2 separate regions of the Homo sapiens genome follow, and region 1 is linked to region 2. Evidence: read pairs that join two places in POLR2A ChIA-PET (ENCODE). Cell type or tissue: GM12878. All regions are shown on one strand. Each heading gives the region's core, and the rest is flanking DNA. Links, peaks and the distances in the headings are about the cores only.

Region 1 (8,482 bases), core at 1,082-6,081, 84 kb before region 2:
CACTCATTTTAGTGTACCTATAGTGGTTCCTAGAAGTCAATAATTTATCTTCAGGTAATCACAAATGATTAATGAGCTATCAGTTTATTTTTCTGACAGTTGATATCAAGCTACTCGGTGTGTCATTTCCAAATTTTTTATTTCTTTTGAAAACCAGGTTTGTTTGTTTTTTTTTTTTCCTACTTCCAATTTTCTTTCTCAGTGATTCTTTTGAGATTACTGGTAATGGTACTGCAACTCAGAGGGTTGCTTTGACAGGACTAGAGACTTCATCCTGGATTTCACTTTCTTCTTAGCCATGGATATGTCATCCTTTTTAATTTTTTGCCTATTCTCTTTGCTAAAGCTAAAAATAGGATTGGACTAGACCTGTTTTCTCTCTCTTACAGCTTAACTTCACCCAGTGGGCCTATTGCTTCTTGCCTCTTCAGCCTCTCAACATCCCTATAATTTTCTCGTTAGTTTTCCTTTGCATTGTTTACAAACTTCTGCATATGCTGAGCTTTCACTTTCTATGCCTGTTCCTATAGACTTCTGTCATTTGCTTTTTGCTTTCGTTTGAGCTCTATTATGTGCCTTCTCGCCATCCCCTATATGCCTGCCCATTAGAAACTTGAGTTTATTGGGCCATATTTGTTTACTGAGATGCTTTCAGCATTGGTTCTTCCACAGACTCATTTGTGATGGAGTTGACAGAATTTGTTTCGGAAGAACATATTACAGACATGAGCCGCCACACTGGGCTTGTTTGCGTCAATTCTTTCACAGTGTTATCTGCTCTATACTTCTTCCGTATCTCCCTTTTGATTGACAGTTAAAATCTTCACCTAAAAATAAAAAAAAATAATTAATCCAAATCTACAAAATTTCTACCAATAATTTCAAAGGCACTAGGGAATCATTTCAGGTTTCTTCCATGACAGTCAATCTCTTGATCATGTGTCTGGACAATTTCCTCTTGAGTGATGGCTATAATAATTTTTAGGAGGCTCTCTGCCACTTTGACATTTTGTGCGCTAAACCTGCCTAACCCTACCCAGGTCAAATTTTGGTTGCTTTTATCCCCCTGCTAGGGAGCCCCCAAATACTTTACTCTCTTTTAACTACTTAAGGGATGAACAAAACAAGCAGTAAATTATTTTATTATTTGCCAGGCAAGAGGACACACACATGTTCATTGGTAATGCTACTTAGAGATTGAAGTTTGTACCCTGGATAGGGGAAATGAAGTTTGCAGCCTGGATAGAGGAAATGAGTCCATAAGGCCACAAATGATTGGTTTTAACTAGTCCCATTTGTCATGGGGCAGTGAAGAGCCTTCACTTAGGGCCCTTAAGGGCCTAGCATACCAAGGATGCTCAAAGATCACAGTTTTATATCAGCTTTGGCTGGTGGGCTGTTCAGAATTCACAGCCAGTTACAGTGAAACTCAGCACCAAGCTTAGCTCCTGGGGAAGTGCTGCTACAAAGTGGATGTTCTTTGGCAGGACACAGGAGGAACCGCTGGATCTCTCAGCCACCTTGTTATTTTCTGCAGCCTCGGCTGCTCCAGATTTCAGGTCTGTGGGACATCGCCACACTGTTGTGTCACAGCATGGCATGGTCTCCAGACCTCCTTTCTCCCCTGCCATGTGTTCTGCCCACCAAATCGTTTCAGTTTCTCTCTGGAACTTCAGAATAGTTTTCTTTCTTGCATATTATGTAAGTTATTTTTCAACTTCCAGAAATCATGCTTAATGAAACATATCTTCAAAATAAAACTTCTGCTCCAGTTTGTGTTGCCGCAGAGTGAAACTATTGGCACTAGAAATTTGTGAATTTGAAGTCATAAATTGTAAGTGATTTGCATAGTTTAACCTCATTAAAGAGAAAATGAGAAATTAAGAAAAAAGTGGAAACCAGGACAGATAAATTTGCTTATTATGAAGATCAAACATAAAACAGTTGAGTAGGCAGACAGCTAAAACTCTTGGAAATAATGGGGCTGGCCGGGCTTGGTGGCTCACACCTGTAATCCCAGGACTATGGGAGGCTGAGGTAGGTGCATTACTTGAAGTCAGGAGTTTGAGACCAGCCTGGCCTCATGGTGAAACCCTGTCTGTACTAAAAATACAAAAATTAGCGAGGTGTGACAGGCTCCTGTAATCCCAGCTACTCGGGAAGCTGAGGCAGGAGAATTGGGAGGCAGAAGTTGCAGTGAGCTGAGATCACACCACTGCACTCCAGTCTAGGCAACAGAGCAAGATTCTGTCAAAAGAAAAGGAAAGGAAAGGGAGGGGGGGAGGGGGAGGGACAGGGGGAGGGAATAAATGAGGCTGATGTCTTGTTTCAATCAGGGTGGTGGCAAGGGGTGCTTTGGGGGCTGTGGCTTCTCTCTCCATTCACCTGTGCCATTGCCATCAGCACGTTCCACAGGCCACCCCAAATAAACATGCAGTTCTAATAAAAGGAGTCAGGTTGCTTAGCTGGTGCAGCTTTAAGACATATCCCTGACCTCCTCTCACTCCCCCAAAACTCAGTTTTGCCCCTAACTTCTAACTGCAGAGAAATTATAAAGTTAACACTAGCTTAAGTAAGGCCCTTCTTCCCTTTGTCTCTTCCTTCCTTTTTGTTGATTCTACAGTGTTGTTTCCTCTGAGAAATAATAATAGAATTTAAAAAAATTGTCATGTTAAACTGCAAAGCTTTTATTATTTTTTTAAAATCGTAATGCTTGCAAAAACATTTGGTCGGTAGGATTATTAAGACGTGACAAAATGATCTTTAAAAATAAGATGTACTTTCATACACAGTGGAAGAGTATTAACAGAAATATGTGGGCAGCTTATTTTTGTTTTTGTTTTAATAAAAACAAATATTTGGTTTTAACCATAAAAAGTTCTCATGATACAATTATTTGTGTGTCTGAAATCATCACTAGAGAAAACTAAAGTGACTTTAAAATGTAAATAATACTTATTAAATACATGTGAACATAGTATAATTAATCCCTTGTAGGTAAAAGAAAATTCTTTAAAGTTTGATTAAAAAAACGGAAGATTTTTGTTCATCAGATAATCCCCATATGATCTAGATTCATTTATTTACTTAGTTGTTTATTGTTATAGACATTTAGGGATGGAAAATATCTTAAAAACAACCTAAGCTAACTTCTTGGTAGAGGTGAGCTACTGAGGTCTTAAGAGGTTGTTATTTAACCAGGGTCACCAGACTCTCAGCTGCTGCAAGCCACAGACAGAGGTTTTCTCTTAGCAGAGTTGTGCTTTCATCTCACTCTACTTTAGCAGACCAATGATATCTCAAGCTTGCGTGTTTCTTTTAAGACCTCACTGAAGTCTTGCTGACCTAAAAGGAAGAAGCTGAGGCAAAATTAATGCAGGTAGAGTTGATTTGAGCCAAACTTGAGGATTGTAGCCCAGGAGCATAGATTGAAGATGCCCTGAATATACACTCTGATTAGCAGCAGTTACAAGTTGATTTTTAAAGGCAAAAAAGAGATAGGAAGTGGGCTGATACAAAGTGATGTGCCAGGAATTCTTGTTGGCTTACAGAAATAGCATTGATTAGTGATTGGCTATGCATTAAGTTATAGTGTCTGGTGTGGCATTATTAGATTAATTTATAGCTGCTTGTGGCAATAGCAGGCTGGTTCTGGAGATGAATACATAGCTCCAGCGGGAAGTAAGATGTGATTGCAGTCTCATTTTAGTGTCTCTGCAGCCTGATAATTTAAAAGGATGTATATTTCCCAGATAAAAGTTCTTTTCTTTTCTCAGGCTAAAAGAGGTAGAACACTTATTCCAGAATCTTTAAAATTTCCTGAGTTCCCCAATAATGCAGCCTTGATAGGCACACAATCTAATCTTAAGATACAACAGCTATCCATGTTATTTTCATGTGATAAAGACTGCTAAGTTTCCAAGTATCATCCAAACCCAGCTCAGCCAATCCACATTTTTGTGTTGTTGGCATGGAGCAACCTTACTTACGCAAATTCCTGTAATAGTCAGGAAGCTCTTTCCCCTTTCTAGGTCAAGTAACAGAAAACAGATCAGACTACCTTAGGAGAAAAAAAAAAAGGAATATGGAGTTTCTGGTTCACATAAGTAAAAAGTCCCAGATAAGATTTGACATCAGGAATGCCTGGATTTGGGACTCAAATAATGTCATTATGACTCAGTTTGTCTGTATCTAAATCCTTCCTTTCTTTTAGCTTCCTTTTTCAGGCTTTACTTGATAAATGCTGCTAAGTCAGAATCTCTATTATGCAACAGCAGGCAAAGCAAATGCTTGCTATTAGGTCTCACAAGTCCTGAGACTCACAGGGATTGGACCAACTTAGAGCCGGTGCTAGGTTTTGGAGTAGTGGCTGCCACTGGCAGAGGCAGAGACTCAGTGCTTTGATTGGACAGGCCCACATAAAGATGTCCTTCCTGGAGCTAGGATGAGTCCTACCCAGATCTGGTATTACAGAATAAGGAATAGATTGTAGGGAGGCCATTGAAATCTACTGCAGTTTTCTGTAGTATGTCAGGCACTGTACTAGGCACTGGATTTAAAGCTTTTAAAAAGGAGAATGACATGCTTTGAGTCTCAGTGAGTTTTTAGACACTGTACATGTCACTGTAAATATCATAGTTAATTCCATCATTGAATGGATGATTTGACAAGATAACCTTTAAAGAACTTTCCTACTTGAGATTCTATGATTTACGCTTCTTGGAAACAAAATGGAAAAGGTACAAATTCTTTCATTAGTTTAGGTAATTATATTTTCATCTTAAACTGTTTTAGAATTTTTAATATTGTGACAGCTTTATGTAGAATTCAGAAAACTCAATTTAGTGTTTAATACCACAACTCCACTAAAACAGTATCTGAATATAGAAAAATTAATTTATGAATAAAGAGCACTTTAAAAAATGTATAGTTGTCATGCCAGGGACATAATGGTTGGTAAATATGAATTTTCATTTTTGCTGATGCCATTGTGAAGTTGTAATGTATACATGCGTTAAAATATTGAGCCCCTCTTTTTAAGGGACCCTTTGATGTAGATGATTAAAGATTGAAGATTCTTTGGTCTAATCCATACAAACAGCAATGAAATTTTCCCTGATTTGGCTTTTGTTTGAACTGTAGCTGATATACTCCCTGCAGAGTCTCAGTAATAGTTAAAAACATATTTATTTTCCCCCATCTGATAAAATATTGTTATCATTCCATTTTGGTTTTCTTCAAAACCGCCTTTAACTCAGCCAAAATAAAGTCCAGCTGAGTTTTCTTATGGCTTAATGCAGGAGTATGGAAATCCACAGGAAATTTGGATGACTATTATTCCAACATTACAAATGTTCAAGAGAGTTTTAGAAACTGTATTGAAATTAAAAGGAATGCCTGGGAGCAGAACATTTAAAACCACATAAACAAGTACACATCTATGAGAAATTACCTTGCCTTTTATCAACAACTACTAAAAAATAAAAAAGAACACGTAGTAAAATCAAAGCAAAACTTTCTTGGTAAAGTCTGCTACTGGAGAGGGTGCTTGATAACTTAGTTAATTTCATATTAGGAAGTTGGTTGCACCTGTGTGTGCCAGGTGACATATTAAGTATGAAGAAACATTTATGATAGGAAATTCCAGCTCTCCATTTGGGGCAAAGTGTTCAAGCAGTGGGGAATTGTTAGGTCTTGGGGTAGTTATCTCCTCACAAAATACCTTACATTATTCTTTAAATTAGATAAATGTTGAGTGAAGTTTGATTTCTCTCATTGTATGTGTGTAAAGCGACTTTGCTTGAGAAATTAGCCTAAAAGTCTATGTAACATGGTCTGATTCAAGGTTTATATCAATTTATGAAATTTGACATAGATAACTTATAATTAGCCTGCTTCATCTTTCCCGGATTGAAGTTTGTTTCTCATTCATTCATTCATTCATTCATACATGCTCCACCTTTAAGGCATCTTCAGAAAAGTACACGTGTGTCACCTGTGTATAACCAGCCATGCCTTGGTCCAGTCCCAGGATTAAGTCACATTCAAAGAAATAAGTATATCAGAGAAAATAATTGAAAATAAATATTTACTTCACCTTTCAGAAAACATCCAAGGGGGTAATAAATGCCATATATTTGATAAAACTTTAAAATCCTCTTTCTCCATCTCTCTGACCTTTTACATGTCTCTCAGCTACTTCCCCAAACTCTTTCTCCTTTTTGAAACCCTTCCCATATCCAGTCAGTGTATCTCCTCATGTCCTTACCTTTTCCCCTTCTTTCCTTTTAGGTTTATTTTCTTCTATTTCTTCTCTCACTATATTTCTTTTTCCACTTCTCCCCCTAATTCATTTCCCACACCTGTGTTCATAAGCTCAGAACCAGGAAAAGGAAACAAACCCAGAGTTCCCTTAGGAGGCAGCATGAGGAAGGAGGCTGAGATCATCCATATGCTATTATATTTTCTCATCATTGCACTTATTAAAGAAATTACGATATACTATTTAAAAATGGAAAGTCCAGACCAGGGAACATATAAATTGGCATGAAAAATGGGACAGTAAATTGCATGCTGCTCTTAGTTGTATGACTGATGCAGAACTACTTCATGGTCGGTGTTAAAAAGGGACTCCTTCCCATATTTCTTCCTCTTAATGAGTAGAGCACACGCCAGTCCCTTTGATAACAAAGCCCTTCCTAGTCCTTAACTCTCTAGGGGCTAAGGAAAAACTTCCCCTTCACCCTCTGAAGCTTCACTGAAAAATGAACTCATAAAAGGCAGATTAATAAGAGAGAAGCATACAATTTTTTTTTAACATTCATGAGGAGAACCCAAGTGTTTGGGAGACCATGAAGTGTTTACCCAAGCCTACAATGGGGTGCAGAAGCTTCTATACCATCTTGAGGTCACGGAAAGAATGGGGCTCAGGGCATGGCCAAAAATCAAGATTACAGTGGCAAGATAGATTATGGGGAAGGAAAGAAGAGGAGGAGGCCTGGCTTGTGAAGGTAGTCTTGTTATACAGATGAAACCTGATAGGTGGCAGCCATCAGAGAGGATAGGTGGTAAATGCTTCTTTCAGATCTTTAAAGGTGTCCGACTCTCAGTTAAATCTTTCCTAGATCAGGACAAGGGAAGACCTGGCTGGATTGATGCAAAACTCCCCCATGAAAGACAGCTTTGCAGGGGTACTTCTGTTTGCAAGCCCTCTGAACAGCCATCTCAAAACATGTCAAAGAAGCATATTCTGGAGTGAAATGCTTTTATTTCCTTCACTAGAGGTGTTCTCTGGTTCTCCAACACCAGTTGAGTGTCCAACAATTCCATTCAATTTTGACACTAACTTCTCAGAGTTAGCCTCAGACTCCACAGATTTAAGAGCTCTGTTGTAAGTCCCAGGTCCCCAGACCACCTGTACTTTTGTCCACCTTGACTGCAAATTTGGGGTTTCCCATGACCGCCTCCTCAGGTTTGAGAGTTCACTAGAACTGCGCAGGGGACTCAGGAAAACACTTTTCTTACACTTAACCAGTTTATTATAAAGGATATAACTCAGGAACAGCCCAATGGAAGAGAGGCAGAGGGCAAGGTATGGGGGACTCAGGGGTGGTAGGTTGGGGGATTCAGGGGTGGTGCCAACAAGCTTCCATGCCCTCTCTGGGTGCACCACCTTCGCAGACGCATAGTGTGTTCATCACCCTGGAAACTTTCAGAACTTCGACATTTAAGGGTTTTTCTTGGAGGTTCATTACCTATGCATGATTGATTAAATCATTAGCCCTTGGTGATTTTTGTTTGTTTGTTTGTTTGTTTTTGAGACAGAGTATCACTCTGTCACCCAGGCTAGAGTGCAGTGGAGCAATCTCAGCTCACTGCAACCTCTGCCTCCCGGGTTCAAGCAATTCTCCTGCCTCAGCCTCCCAAGTAGCTGGGACTGCAGGTGCATGCCACCACGCCTGGATAATTTTTGTATTTTTAGTAGAGATGGGGTTTCACCATTTTGGCTAGGCTGGTCTTGAACTCCTGATTCAAGTAATCAGTCCAACCTCAGCCTCACAAAGTGCTGGGATTACAAGAGTCAGCCACTGCGCGAGGCCTAGGCCTTAGTGATTTAACTCTATCTGCTGTCCCCTCCCCTCTTGAGAAGTGGACTGTCGGGTGGGGCTGAAAGTTCCAACCTTTTAATCCTGGCTGGATCTTTCTGGTGGCTAGACCCCATCTAGAAGCTCTCGAGGCACCTCCCTCCCTCCGCAGCTTTGAGTCATCTCATGAGAATACAAAAGACGCTCTTTATCACTCACGAGATTCCAGTGTTTTAGGAAGTCTGTGCCAGGAACCTGGGGACAAAGACCAAATACAGTAATGTTCCACATAAGCCACTGGCCTCATTTATGATGGTGGTTCCATAAGATTATGATGGGGCTAACAAATTCTATCATCCAGTAACATTGTCACCGTCATAGTGCAACACATTACTCAG
Region 2 (8,482 bases), core at 2,092-7,091:
CAACAGTTATGGCTTGGCTCTGATGGCAATGAAAAGAAAGCTGTATAAACGATGTACACTTGTGGACAAGAACAGATAGGAATGTAGAAACCTTAAAAATGGTTTGATCTGTTAGGATATCAGAATTGTCGGTGGTATTTCTGTTTTTGTTTTAGTCCTATTAATATTATTGCAATTTTATGTAATTATAAATTTTAAAAATCATAAGTTAACGTTATCCCAACAGTAGCCTCAAATTCAAATTATCATTTAGTGATTAGAAGATACTTTAAGAATCATTTGATTATATTCATTGCCCTTTCTCCTGTTGTGATGGTTATAGTATGAACCTTGGAGGATATTTCAGGAGCTGCAGTTTTCACAGCTCTCATTCTCTTCCCAGGAACTAGGCATATTTCTATTGATTAAGCCTGGAAAGATACTTTGGAAACTTCATTCAGTAAATGTGTATAAGACAGCAGAGAAGTTGGAAGCAAAGAACATTCCTGCGTCAATAAAATTAGATTTCTTTCTAATATTAAAATAGTAGCCAGTATTATTCCTGACACTTTCTAGTTGTCAAAGATGTTTTATTACAATTACAATGCAATAGTACTTTGATCTACATAAAGACCCGTTGTAGTATTGTTTATCTTTGTTCCTAGCTAAAGCTTCAGATCTACATTTTTTTCCTCAATGAATACAAGTATCCAATAAATGAAGACTCAATGAGGAAAAAATATTTGGTATAAATATTTCATTGTGTTTTTCAGTTTTACATTCCATCTCTTGATCTTTCCCTCAAATTGAAAGACAGTTTTAACAGTTTCGCAGTGCCTGTGGACTTTTACTTTATTTGTTGGCTCTTAATTTTGAGTATGGAAGTAGAGATAACCTTGATAATGGGAAATTTTCAAATTAGTAAAATGGATTTGCCAAGCAGGGAAAAGATGGTTTATGTACTGAAGTCCACACTAGCACCTGCCAAGAAAGTGGACATGGTGTTAACATCTGTCACAAACGTGTTTTTCAGGGTGGATCATTTGTACACATTCTTTGTTCAGTGGTCTCCCGATGTCTATGGAAAAGATGCCAAAGAGCAAGGCTTTGTGGTGGTGGAGAAGGAAGAACTGAACATGATTGACAACTTCTTCAGTGAGCCAACAACCAAGAGCTGGGAGGTGAGCACTTGGGCAGGGTTAGACCGTCGTAGTTCCTAAGGTACAGTAAGCAGTCTCGCATTCAGATTCCATGTAACAGGCTGGTAAGAAACTAGAGTCCCTGTGCACCTATGAAATTACAGAGGAAAATAACTTTATTCCTCCGTTTGAAAAAAAACACCACCACCAGCACCACCGCTATGTACACAGGCACACAGTTCATTCTGACCACACTAGATGAATCTACTTATATTCTTACTCATAGCTCCATGCCTTAGTTCAGAGCTCAGCAAATTTTTTTTTGTAAAGGGCAAGATAATAAATATATTTGGCTTTGTAGGCCATACAGTTCCTGTTGCAGGTACTCATAGCTGCCATTATAGAACAGAAGCAACCATAGTATGTAAATGAATGAGCATGACTGTGTTTCATTTCACATAGTTATTATGTGTCACAAAATATTGTTATTAATTTTTATTGAATCCCTTAAAAAATATGAAATCTTTCTTAGCTTAAGTGCCATACAAAAACAGGTGGTAGACTGGCTTTGGCTGACAAGCTGATATAGTTTGGCTCCACGTCCCCATGCAAATCATATCATAATTATAATCCCCAAATGTCAAGGGAGGCACCTGGTGGGAGGTGATTGGATCATGGGGACAGTTTCCCCGTGCTGTTCTCATGATAGTGAGGGAGTTCTCACAAGATCTGATGGTTTTAAAAGTGGCAGTTTCCGCTACGCTCGCTCGCTCTCCTGCCGCCTTGTGAAGAAGGTGCTTACCTCTCCTTTGCCTTCTGCCATGATTGTAAGTTTCCCAAGGCCTCCCCAGCTATGTGGAACTGTGAGCCAATTAAACCTCTTTTGTTTGTAAATTACTCAGTTTCAGGTAGCATCTTTATAGCAGTGTGAAAACGGACTAATACACAAGCTGTAGTTTGCCAGACCTCAGTTCCCTTCATCCAGTCAGGCAAGCATGTATCAAGTACTTCTTTAGGCGAGGGCCCTGGAAATACAATGATGGATAACATAGGCTCTCAATACTTAACAAGCTTGCAGCACTGGGAAATTGGGAGATGAGACTAGGAAAAATAGGTCTACCCCTCCTTCCTGTTCTGCTGCTCTCTTGAACCCCACTTAGCATTTCTTCTTTCCCAGCTTAGACAGATGGTAAATGAATTCAAACACATCCTTACCAGGACTCCTGAGTTCCTCCACCCCTCTCCCATCTACTGCACCCATCTAGCCTGCGTGCAATCCTGGATGAACCCACCCTCACACTTTTCTGCTCCTAGGCAGCCAAGCATTGCTGGAGAGAACCTGTCCACCAGGGAGAATGGTGCCATTACAAATACATGGTTCTGAATTCATCTGTGTCCATGTATAAGTGGCCCTGCAATACTAATTTAAACTCTTCACTCAATCTGTAGTTGCTTTTTTGATGTATGGTAGATGATATTTTTAATAGTCAATTTTTTTCCAGCACTATTTAATGATTTCCAATGTTTCCTTCATCATGTTGAAAGATCTTACATATGGACTGTGGGGCTGTATAACTTGTCATTTAAATATACAAGCAAGCTTGGATACTCTGTGCTTAAAAGCTTCAGTGGCCTCCTTATTGACTCTGCTGATTCTTACCCACCTGTTAGAATAACTACCTGGGAATTTTAAAAAACTGAATCCTAGATCCTTATTACTAGAGACATTAATTCAGTAGGTCTGGAGGGAGGAATGTTAGAATCTGTATTTTTCAAAGCTCCCAGATGATTTCCAAACAGTTATGTTTTGGAAACACTGACCTGTAGGGTAAGTTTTAAGCTCCTTCGTGGCATCAGGGCTCTTCTTTTTCTCTGCTCCTCCTACCTTTTCTGTCTCATCTACCTTCCTCATCACTGCTTTCCTTGCTGTCTCTTCTCCAGCCAATGTGAACCCAGAATCCATCTCTGCATTCCTGCTGTGCCCTGTCCCTGGAACATCTTCTCACACCCTATCCTTGCTCTCAAACTGAAGCACCATCTCCTCTGTGAATAAGCTATCTCAGAACCCCCCAGGTCACCCCAACCTCCTTTGAGTGTCTGCTGTAGATTTTGGCATCTGTATCCTATAAACCAAAAACAATGCCTGAGACAGATCTCAATCAATTTAGAGGTTTATTTTGCTAAGGTTGAGGATGCATCTGGTTAGGGAGGGAAAAAGAGACACAAGCCACAGTAGGATCTGTGTCCTGCACTTTTTCCAAAGAGGGTTTTGAGGGCTTCAGTATTTAAAGGGGGAAAAGTGGGCTGGAGAGGAAGGAGAAAAGAGGAGGGTAGAAAAAATGAGACAAACGGTTACTTTCTTGTGAGTCTTTGATTAGTGTGCACTGAATCCAAATGTTGCATGTGCAAAGGAGAGGGTAGAGGAACCCTCAATCATGTATGCCTTGTGCGCAGTAAATCTGCACTTTACATAAGATGAAGTAAACAGAGTCGTGGAAGAAGTCCAGTATGCATTGGTCTGGAGGTGAGCAGTAAGGTCAATTTCTAGTCTGCTCTTGTTTCCGACTTGTGAAAATAAGCTGTTAATTTACATTGTCCAGGTGAGGGAGACCACCTGGGGAGACAGCTGTTTAGAAACAAAAGGAAAGATGGTTTTTGTTTGTGTGGCTCAGTTTCAAAGCTTAATTTTCCCTTTTTTTGTAGTGAGTTTGTGATCCCAAGATTTTATTTTCCTTTTACAATCACATGGAATGGCACCCATTTATTTAGAATTGTTTCTCTACTGTCTCCTCACCTGCTGGAGACTGTGAGCAGCTTTATGTCTCTGTGCCTGGCAAAGCACCTGGCACCCACCATCATATAGGAAATAATAAATGTCCGCTGTCCTGGAGTCCCAGGGGCCCAGAGGAGAGTGTTGTCTTGCTGGCATTCTGTCCCAGGTTGTGCTCAGGCTGTTGCATTGAGAGTCAGTTCTGCTGGCCGTGGACTGGTCTCTAAGTATCTGCTAGAGTCTTCTTTATAACCCCCAGTGTGAGCAATACAATACACTCTGATCCCCGCAGCTGTGCCCAAGACTGAAAGGCCACTTCGGATCTGGAAGAATCACAGAAATATCACTGAAAATTGATCCAGTGCTGATCTGTATTTCTTTCTAACCTCCTGACATGTGATCTGAAGTGTAGAGGAGGACTCATCCTGCTTATTAGTCATTAAAACTAATTCCAAAATGTAAAAAGATAAGTATTACTCTGCCAACTGTTTTATAAAACTACATGTAAGATGACATCTTTCACAACCTCATGTAAACCAGATGTTTTCCCATTCTTTTAAGTCCCTCCCACCAACAAACATGACATAGTATTGAAGTGAAATGCCGTTTGTTCTAACTGTAATGAAGCCTACCTCCACCGAAGGCTCCTTTTCATCCTTCCTTTGAGATTCAAGCTTATACCAGGGATCACACGTACCATTTTAAATGGAGCTTTAGCCTTAAAGAAGGTGCTGGGGGCGGGGGAGAAAAAAAAAAGAAAAAAAACTCTGAAAAGGCAGGGCTAGAAAAGCTAGGTTCACTGGAGGGACGATTAGGAAAAAAAGTATAAGAAGGAAAAGAAAAAAAATGAACAATGGGGTTTTATCATAGTGTTGGGAAACCACCGTTTCAAAGGTGAAAGTGTCCTTTTACAGTCTCACAGCGATGCCTGGCAGGAAGTGTGTTTGCTCTAAATCCTAATTTGGGTGTGTTCCTGTAGAAATGTTGAAACTTCTCCTGAGGGAAACAGAAACTCAATCATGCAGGAAACTAGATACTGAGAAAACAGTTGTAGCTCAGCGTGGCTACAAGTAACTGTGGTGTGGAAGCAGAGTAGAGAGAAAACTTGTTCCTCATTAGAGAGAGAGCCACACTTCTCACTGCTCACAATGAGAGGCCAAAGATTACCCTTGGACATCCAGATTTTCTATTGTGCCAGACCTGACGAAGAGCCTTTTGTGAAGGTATGTTGGAGTGCGTCCCGAGGGCTAATAAGGTGCTGGTGAATTCTCAGTGATGTACCTCCGAGTTTCTTTTGAAAGTCGTTCTAATTAGAAAGGATTGTGCTGACATTTCTACCAGCAGGTGTTTTATTCATTGCGGAGAGGGTTATGGTGTGGTTGCCTCTTCTCATTGGAGCCAGAAATCCATATTTGATTTTTTTTCATTCCACAGCCTCATTTTATACTTGTGATAAACACAGAGTTTGCTGAAAACAGAGTGTTTTATTTCATTCATTTAAAATGCTTGGTTTGTGATTCTTGATAGTGTTTTCACTACGGAAACACTCCCCCAGAAAATGGTAAAATTAGTAAGCTTAATTTTCTTACTTGTAAATCTGGCTCAGACGCCAGCGGGTACTTTGTATCTGTCATTGTGCATTTTGGAAATTGAGTAGTGCACTACTGCCTGACAACTTGCACTGGATTTAACTTAAATGTTTTTCTCTATAATATAAAATCATTAATACTAGTACATTTTGGTGAATTAGTTGTCTAATATAATCCTTCACTTGATCTTACACAAAAGGCCAAGAAGCCTAATATACACTCTTCAATCTGAAAGTAATCCAGTGATTTATCCATAATTTAAGAAGGGCCAAAAATGGATTTTAGAGTAAAATGAACTTTGGTAATTCATAAGCATAGCTAGAGTTAAATAATAAATGTTTTGTACAATATGATGTTTCTAGGTTTAGAAGGGGAGACTATTTTTATCATCTCTGAACAGTACATAAATAATTGTAACCTAGTTGTAATTTAGACTAAAGCTTCACACTTCTTTGTACTCATGCTCCTGGTAGCTGTTATCATTCGTTATTTCTAACAGAAGTGGTTTCTATGTGCACAACCTTAAGAGAAAACATCAGGAACCTGATTAAAAACTATCCTCATCACCGCAAACTCCCTATTTATAGAAGACTTACCTACTGAATGATCTCCGATTAGTCCTTTAACAATTCAGATCCTAAATCTAAAGGCTAAAAGAGAATCATTTAGGGCATTTCAAAGGTAGAAATCTTCTGGTGTTATATACTATTCTCAGTGACCGAGCAATCAGCAGCTATACTAAAACTGGAAAACTCGTGACTTTATTTATTTATTTATTTTATTTCTATATGGAGATAGGGGTCCCATCATGTTGCTCAGGCTAGTCTCAAACTCCTGGGCTCAAGCCATCTTCCTCCTGCCTTGGCCTCCCAAAGTGCTGGGCATACAGGCATGAGCCACCACGTCTAGCCTTGTGACTTGTGACTTTAATTTATACATATTAACTGCCTCGATTGTACTGTCTTTAATTGTGCATTTGTTCTGAAACTGAAAAATTAGCCATTTCCCCAAAGTCCTGTTCAGTTGATTTCCTGCTGCCGAAGCGTCACCTTTTCAAGCACGGGTGTCCCTAGAGTGATTTTTTAAATTAGCAGTTAGAAGAAAAGCCAATAAGTTATTTTTCTTGGCTTGTTTTCTCATTTCAGATCATCACTGTTGAAGAGGCAAAGCGCAGGAAGAGCACATGCAGCTACTATGAAGACGAGGACGAAGAGGTGCTGCCTGTCCTACGGCCCCACAGCGCGCTCCTGGAGAATATGCACATCGAGCAGGTGGGCTCGCCCTGGCCACCAAGGGTGGGGGTTCCTAGGCTTTAAGAAATATTTCCCTTGGCCAGGTACAGTGGCTCATGCCTGTAATCCTCACACTTTGGGAGGCCAAGGCAGGCGGATCACTTGAGGTCAGGAGTTTGAGACCAGACTGGACAACATGGCAAAACCCCATCTCTACTAAAAATACAAAAATTGGCCGGGCGTGATGGCACATGCCTCTAATCCCAGCTACTCAGGAGGCTGAGACAGGAGAATTGCTTGAGCCTGGGAGGTGGAGGTTGCAGTGAGCCAAGATCGCACCACTGCATTCCAGCCTGCGCAACAGAGTGAGACTCTGTCTCAAAAAAAAAAAAAATTCCCATCCCTGAATGCATTTGCCCTTCTCACTTGGGCTGAAGGATGAGGCTTGTGAGGAAGGAGGAACACCAGCAGCCCACTAAGGCCAGTGCCCCCTGCTCTGCCTCTGAAAAGTCGCATTCCCTGCTGACTTCTTAGTAGTATGAGGAGTTGGTCAGACACTAACATCCTTCTCTCAAACCTGAAGAAAAAGCCATTTCTAATCTTAAAAAAATAAAAATTTTAAGCGTCCTACCATAGTCCTAATATGCTTTAAAAAGGATCCAAATTTATCCTTGTAATTATTGCAGAGTTCCCATAGCTTTGATGTATAGGGCTCAATAAAAGTAATACAGCAAAGGCACTCTACTTGCTTTATGAAAAATACCTACCTACAGGACAATTTTTCCTTTTTCTATGATTTTCTTTGTGTATTTTAGTTTCTGAATGTTTACTTGAAATTCATGAAATATTATAATGCACTTATGTTTGAACTGTAGTAAGGAATCCCTGGCATTTCCCTCATCAGTCAGCTTAGAGACATGAATTTTAGAGACCTTAAATAATCATTAAGTTTGGCTCCCTAGTTTACTGAGGAACCAGTAAAGACCCAAGACAGCCAAGAAGCTTGACCAAGTAATTATAGAGTGTGGGATTCACACTGACACTGAAACTGATTTTAAGCACTCTGAAGACTCAGCACTTCATGGCCTCCTTTGGTAATATTCTTGAAGAGATATACATTATTGGTTATTTATGGCCAAGTTTAAATATTGATGCAGGTAAAAGATATAGGTGCAATAAGAACAGATGACACCTGACTTCTAACACTAAACGTCCCTGTTTTTTTGCCCTCACTTCTGTGCAAAGCTGCAGCTCTCAGTAGCAGTTTTGAGCCTCTGAGTGTTTAGAAAGAAAAATTGGGAAAATATGAACTGTTTGGTAAAAGCCAGGTTGAAGTGGAAAGGAAGGGCATGTGTCTAGTTTATGCCTCTTTATCCAGCTTGATCTGTGTCTTCAAATATATAGCAGGATAGGGACTCCATAGTCATGTCCCTGAATGGGAAGACACCTCCTGGCCAGTATCCTTGCCAAGGTAAACACTGTCAAATGATCATTTTCTTGGTTTAGAATAGCAAATATTTGCCAGAATAAGGAGGGGCACTATGTGAGTGTATGATACTGAGTTTGAATAACAGGCATTTGTTTTGTGCCACATGTTCGTGAGCAATTTGTGGGTGAACCTTCTGTTTACATCTCTTCCTTTGGCTTTGTAGCTGGCCCGACGCCTTCCTGCAAGGGTGCAAGGGTATCCATGGAGACTGGCCTATAGCACGTTAGAGCACGGGACCAGCTTAAAGACGCTCTACCGGAAATCGGCATCACTAGACAGTCCTG

What was found. ChIA-PET counts read pairs that join two places held together with the same protein. Peaks named below come from ENCODE experiments on the same cell type or tissue, not always from the same donor. Only the 100,000 strongest peaks of a DNase experiment are listed, where the experiment ranks them.
Region 1: POLR2A ChIA-PET joins it to region 2 with 10 read pairs; 8 of 35 experiments call an interaction of 5 or more read pairs at or near these places.

Annotation. Positions count from the first base shown.
Region 1 is chr6:125,831,319-125,839,800 of GRCh38, forward strand. The region is part of intron 2 of NCOA7 (nuclear receptor coactivator 7); the gene reads left to right. Among named protein-coding and RNA genes, the nearest start is that of NCOA7-AS1, 17 kb to the left of the region's middle. In GM12878, for the core only: no CTCF peak of the experiment used is centred there; a DNase peak (open chromatin) is centred at 3,273; H3K27ac peaks cover 905 bases.
Region 2 is chr6:125,914,321-125,922,802 of GRCh38, forward strand. It overlaps NCOA7 (nuclear receptor coactivator 7), which reads left to right. Exons shown (of 16, transcript NM_181782.5): 11 at 1,013-1,160; 12 at 6,623-6,748; 13 at 8,362-8,482. LOC124901397 (a long non-coding RNA gene) reads right to left here and starts at 4,722. Exons shown (of 2, transcript XR_007059741.1): 1 at 4,521-4,722; 2 at 3,860-4,211. RefSeq lists an enhancer at 3,899-5,098. In GM12878, for the core only: no CTCF peak of the experiment used is centred there; a DNase peak (open chromatin) is centred at 4,881; H3K4me3 peaks cover 2,214 bases; H3K27ac peaks cover 2,201 bases.